2 separate regions of the Homo sapiens genome follow, and region 1 is linked to region 2. A link is a loop called in an ENCODE intact Hi-C map of the cell type or tissue named here. Cell type or tissue: gastrocnemius medialis. All regions are shown on one strand. Each heading gives the region's core, and the rest is flanking DNA. Links, peaks and the distances in the headings are about the cores only.

The links. A loop is a pair of places that touch in the nucleus more often than their neighbours do. Peaks named below come from ENCODE experiments on the same cell type or tissue, not always from the same donor. Only the 100,000 strongest peaks of a DNase experiment are listed, where the experiment ranks them.
Region 1: a loop joins it to region 2, with 5 times the contacts of the local background. A loop is called at or near these places in 2 of 110 quality-filtered maps.

Annotation. Positions count from the first base shown.
Region 1 is chr20:36,938,707-36,941,621 of GRCh38, forward strand. SAMHD1 (SAM and HD domain containing deoxynucleoside triphosphate triphosphohydrolase 1) reads right to left here. Exons shown (of 16, transcript NM_015474.4): 3 at 2,333-2,405. Among named protein-coding and RNA genes, the nearest start is that of SAMHD1, 12 kb to the right of the region's middle. In gastrocnemius medialis, for the core only: no CTCF peak of the experiment used is centred there; a DNase peak (open chromatin) is centred at 1,265; H3K27ac peaks cover 2,308 bases.
Region 2 is chr20:37,533,123-37,536,037 of GRCh38, forward strand. No RefSeq gene overlaps it. Among named protein-coding and RNA genes, the nearest start is that of BLCAP, 6.7 kb to the left of the region's middle. In gastrocnemius medialis, for the core only: a CTCF peak has its summit at 1,491 (motif pointing left); no DNase peak of the experiment used is centred there.

The DNA of each region.
Region 1 (2,915 bases), core at 172-2,671, 590 kb before region 2:
GCGCCTGTAGTCCCAGCTACTCAGGAAGCTGATTTAGGCTGAGGCAGGAGAATCACTTGAACCTGGGATTTGGAAGTTGCAGTGAGCCGAGATTGCACCACTGCACTCCAGCCTGGGAGACAGAGCAAGACTCCATCTCAAAAACAAAACAAAACAAAACAACAACAAAACATTATTATATAGTTGAACCAAAAATGTTCATTAAATTTTTTCAGATGTGATTTTCAATAGAAAATAAGCCTAGAACGGGCTGGTGGCTCACGCCTGTAATCCCAGCACTTTGGGAGGCCAAGGTGGGCAGATCATGAGGTCAGGAGTTCAAGACCAGCCTGGCCAACCTGGTGAAACCTTGCCTCTACTAAAAATACCAAAAAAAAAAAAAAAAAAAAAAAAAAAAATTAACTGGGCGTGGTGGCAGGTGCCTGTAATCCCAGCTACTCAGGAGGCTGAGGCAGGAGAACTGCTTGAATCTGGGAGGCAGAGGTTGCAGTGAGCTGATACCATGCCACTGCACTCCAGCCTGGGCAACAGAGCGAGACTCCCTCTCAAAAAAAAAAAAAAAAAAAAAAAAAAGAAAAGAAAAGAAAAAGAAAATAACCGGGTAGGCCAGACGTGTTGGCTCATGCCTGTAATCCCAACACTTTGGGAGGCCAAGGCAGACGGATCACATGAGGTCAGGAGTTCGAGACCAGCCTGACCAATATGGCGGAACCCTGTCTTTACTAAAAAAAATACAAAAACTAGCTGGGCATGGTGGTGTGCACCTGTAGTCCCAGCTACCTGGGAGGCTGAGACAAAAGAATCACTTGAAACTGGGAGGCAGAGGTTGCAGTAAGCCAGATTGTGCCACTGCACTCCAGCCTAGACAACAGAGCAAGACTCCATCTCAAAAAAAGAAAGAAAGAAAAGAAGTCTATAACTTGCAAAAGCAAAATTAAAATATGTATTCTTATAGAGAGGGATCTGAAATAACTCAAATACTATACATTACATCTATTTTTTAAAAAAAGTGAAAAATGCAAATGATGATCGGGCAAAAAAGTACAAAAAAAGAAGATATCCTACATCTTCTCCCAGGTCTGAAACTAAGTTTTCTTAACCTAGGAATGTCAAAAGAGTAAATAAGGTCTATTTCCTGTCACTAACAAAACAAGAAACATTTCATCAAGTATGGTTTTAGAATCACTCTGAAGAGCTTGTGAAAAATGCACATTCTGGCTGGGCGCAGTGGCTCATGCCTGTAGTCCCAGCACTTTGGCAGGACGAGGTGGGTGGATCACTTGAGGTCAGGAGTTTGACACCAGCCTGGCCAACATGATGAAACCCCAACTCTACTAAAAATGCAAAAACATTAGCCGGGTGTGGTGGTGTATGCCTGTAATCCCAGCTACTTGGGAGGCTGAGGCAGGAGAATCACTTGATCCTGAGAGGCAGAGGTTGCAGTGAGACAAGATAGTGCCACTGAGCCCCAACCTGGGTGACAGAGAGAGATTACATCTCAAAAAGAGGAAAAAAAAAAAAAAAAGGCCAGGCTCTGTCTCAAAAAAATAAAGTTTAAAAATATGTAAAACAATACTATACATTGTTTATGGATATACATAAATATGCAATAAGAGTAAAAACCATTCATGACAATGATAAACATCAAATTCAGGAAGATGCTTATTACTTCTAGGGAGAAAAGGATAGAAACATAATAAATAGAAACAGGGCCAGGCGTGGGGGCTCACATCTGTAATCTTAGCACTTTGGGAGGCCAAGGCAGGTCAATCTCTTGAGCCCAGGAGTTTGAGACCAGCCTGAGCAACACAGGAAGACCCCGTCTTTATAAAAAATACAAAAATTAGCCAGGTGTGGTGGCATGCACCCATAGTCCAAGCTACTGGGGTGGCTGAGATGGAAGGATCACTTGAGCCAGGGAGACGGAGGTTGGAGTGAGCTGAGATTGCACCACTGTACTCCAGCCTAGATGACAGAGCAAGACCACATTTCATTAAAAAAAAAAGAATGTACAAAGGAGGTCTTCAATAGTTTCTAATATTTTGCTCTAAAAATAACAGACTTGAAGCAAATTAGGCAAAATATTAATATTTGACAAGTTGGGTAGTGGTCTACTTATGCTTTTCTGTATGCTTAAACATATTTTAGTTCTTCTTCTGATTTAAATACTCTGTGCTCATTTTAGAAAGTGCAGAAAGTTTAGAAAAGATCCACTACTCACAATTCTATCACTGAGAAGCAGATTTCCTCCTATTCTCTTCAAAATGAATTTTACATAATTGAGTTATATCACTTTATATTCAAAAAACATAACAAACTCAGATCCTCTTACCTTCATTGTATCAACGTGGATTTGAACCAATCGCTGGATATAACTAAGCAGCTTCTTCCTCTCCCCCAAGGAACTAAAATTACAATAGGATAAGCAAGTCTATCATTATTTGCTTAATAATAATCCCTGCAGTATATAGTAGACATAATAAACTTTATATTATCTACACTAACAGAAGTTAGATTGGAAGGAACAATCAATAATTCAAACATACCCCTCCTAGAAACTCTCTCCTTCCTTTGCTGTTAAGATAGGGAACTCTCCTGCTGAATCAATATAGGCCTCCCACAGCCTTCTGTCCTTGACCCTCCTCTCTCTTGGTAAATTTAAGACTTGAAAAACTCCACATCTCCATGTCTACTCAATGCTCAAACTGTACTTCCTTTTAACCAAACTGAAGTCAACATCTACCCTCATAATCCTGGATTGATTTATGAGCACCAGGTATGACTCAAGCATGAATGAAATACATATGAAGGCTTTAACTTTATTTATATTCATTTTCCATTGTCAGTACTCCCTCACAATGCTCCAGTTTCAAGAAAATACATAATGGGAATTAAATTTGAGCAGCTCGAAGTCC
Region 2 (2,915 bases), core at 240-2,739:
GAGGCTGAAGTGGGAGGATTGCTTGAGTCCGGGAAGTTGAGGCTGCAAGTGAGTCATGATCATGGCACTGCACTCTGGGTGCAGTGCCTGGTGACAATGCCTGGGTGACAGAGGGAGACCCTATCTCAAAAAAAAAAAAAAGAATATATATATGTTTTCTAAAAAGACACTACAGACAGTCTGGAGAGATGGGCAATTATGCAATGCCAATGCATGTGCATTTTCTGTCTGTTAACCCCCATGAGACCGTGAGCTCTTGGAGGGCAGGGTTCATTTTGGGTCTGGTAGGAAGGAAGAGGCAGTAACTGTTGAATGAATAAGTGAATGATTGAAAGGCTAGACCGAGCTCCTCCCTTTGTCATGTATCCTCCAAGTCTCTGATTCAGCTGGTAACCAGGTCTATGGAATTCAGTTGGGACTGGATGGCAAATTTGGGGCTAAATGATAAAGAATCAGGAAATGGTTATGTTATGAATAGAACAATGTTTTGTGAAATCACAATACTTACTTTCCTATACATCAGTCTGCTTGACAATTACTTTAAAAAAAATCAACATTATCTCCTTACCAATACTTATATATTCAGGAAATTCTACCTGTAATGGAACAATAGTTAAATGTTAAAGCACTAAAGAAGCTATGTGATATCAAAAGATTTTAAAAGGGATAAAAAACATTATTACCAAGGTGACCAGAGAATGGAGTAAGCTCCAGGATGGCGCAGACTGCAGCCAGAATGCAAGGGTTCATTTCCATTCTACATTTACTGGCTGTATGTCATTGAGCAAGTTAATAAACCTCTCTGTCCCTCAGTTTCTCCATCTGTGAAATGGGGACACATTTGACTCTACCTCATGTGATCATTTGTGGGAATTCAATGAGTTTGTGTTATAAAATGCTTAGAATAACACTGGTTGGCCGGGTGCAGTGGCTCACACCTGTAATCCCAGCACTTTGGGAGGCCAGAGCAGGTGGATTACCTAAGGTCAGGAGTTCGAGACCAGCCTGGCCAATATGGTGAAACCCCGTCTCTACTAAAAATACAAAAATTAGCTGGGTGTGGTGATGCACGCCTGTAATCCCAGCTACTAGGGAGGCTGAGGCAGGAGAATCACTTGAATCCAGGAGGCAGAGGTTGCAGTGAGCAGAGATCACGCCATTGCATTCCAGCCTGGGCAACAAGAACAAAACTCCATCTCAAAAAATAAAAGACTAGCACGGGTTACATAGTTAGTACCCTTAATTACCTATTGTTACAAATATGTAAAATTATCCTGGGGACTGGAGGCACTGTGGGAGCCCTGGCAGGGAGGGCCTCTCCCCACCATGGCTTTTAAGGTGTCAGGACAACTGGGTTTAAATCCCTGACCTACTTTCCTGACCTTGGGAAATGTTCCCAACTCTAAGGCCCTTTTGTTCCACACTTCTCAGGGCTTTCTCAGATGGGAAGCAAGTATGCTATTTTAGCCAGGTCTGTGGTGACACCTAATGGTAAAATGGGGAACTGCCTGATCTTACTAAACTTCCATCAACCTATTAATAGTACAAGCAATAACTATATATCACGCTCTTACCATGTGCCAGAAACTGAAAGCTGTGTGAACTGTCTTAGTTCACAGCTTAGGCTGACTGATTTAACCAATCAGCAAGTCCTGACAGCCCTGCCTCCAAAATAAGTCACAACCTAGCCCATCTTCTTATATCACCACTGCCTCCATGCTTGACCAAGCCACCACCACCCAGACACCAGCCTCCACCTCCCCATCACCTCTTCCCACTTCTTCTCTTGCTCTCCAGTCCATCTAAATCCTAAAGAAATGGGAGGGTCAGTGGGAGGTTTTAAAGAGGAAAGTGATCTGATCTGACTTGCTTTTTTTTTGAGACTGAGTCTCGCTCTCGTTGCCCAGGCTGGAGTGCAATGGTGCAATCTCGGCTCACTGCAACCTCCACCTCCCGGGTTCAAGCGATTCTACTGCCTCAACCTCATGAATAGCTGGGATTATAGGTGCCTGCCACCATGCCCAGCTAATTTTTTGTATTTTTTTAGTAGAGACGGGGTTTCCCCATGTTGGCCAGAATTCAGGCTGGTCTCAAACTCCTGACCTCAGGTGATCCACCCACCTCGGCCTCCCAAAGTGCTGGGATTACAGACGTGAGCCACCGTTCCTGGCCACGACTTCCATTTTTAAAAGATCACTGTAGCTGATGTAAATGGATTGGAGAGCGAGAGAGGAAGTGGGGAGGTGGTGGGGAGGTGGAGGCAGGTCTGGGTGGTGGTAGCCTGGTTAAGCATGAAGGCAGTGGTGATACAGGAAAGTAGGCTAGTTTGTGACTTTCTTTGGAGGCAGGGCTGTCAGGACTTGCTGATGGGTTAAATTGTTCAGTAGGTAGTTAGTCAGACATGGTCAGGGCAGGAGAGCTCTTCCCCCTGCCTCCCCACCCACCAGGATTCTCAGGCGACCATCAGGTGATGGTCAGGTGGTTGTTAAAACTGTCTCTCTAAAATAATAATTGGTTGCAGCTGGCGTCAGAAAAGGTGGTAGACTGAAACACCTGAAACTGGTGATCAGCAGCTTCCTGATAAGATCACAGGAGTTGGGTGAGTGGGCTCAAGAATGCGCACTATGAGGCAAAATGGTGGGGTTTAAGTGGTATGTGGCCTTCTAGGAACACTCGAATGGTAAGGGAAGAATGCCTCAAGTGAGCATGTGTACAACTGCAGTAAACACACTGCGCATGCGGCCCGTCCCAAGTGTGGGCAGGCCCCTGTGCATGCAGACAGCCCACCCCAAGGGAAGAATCAGGGGAGAAGTAACGCAACTCCAGAAGCATGCCAACGTATAAGACCCCAAGTCAAAGGTCAAACCACACACTTGACTCTCTCAAGTCGCCAGCTTGGCCCCCTTCCAAGTGTA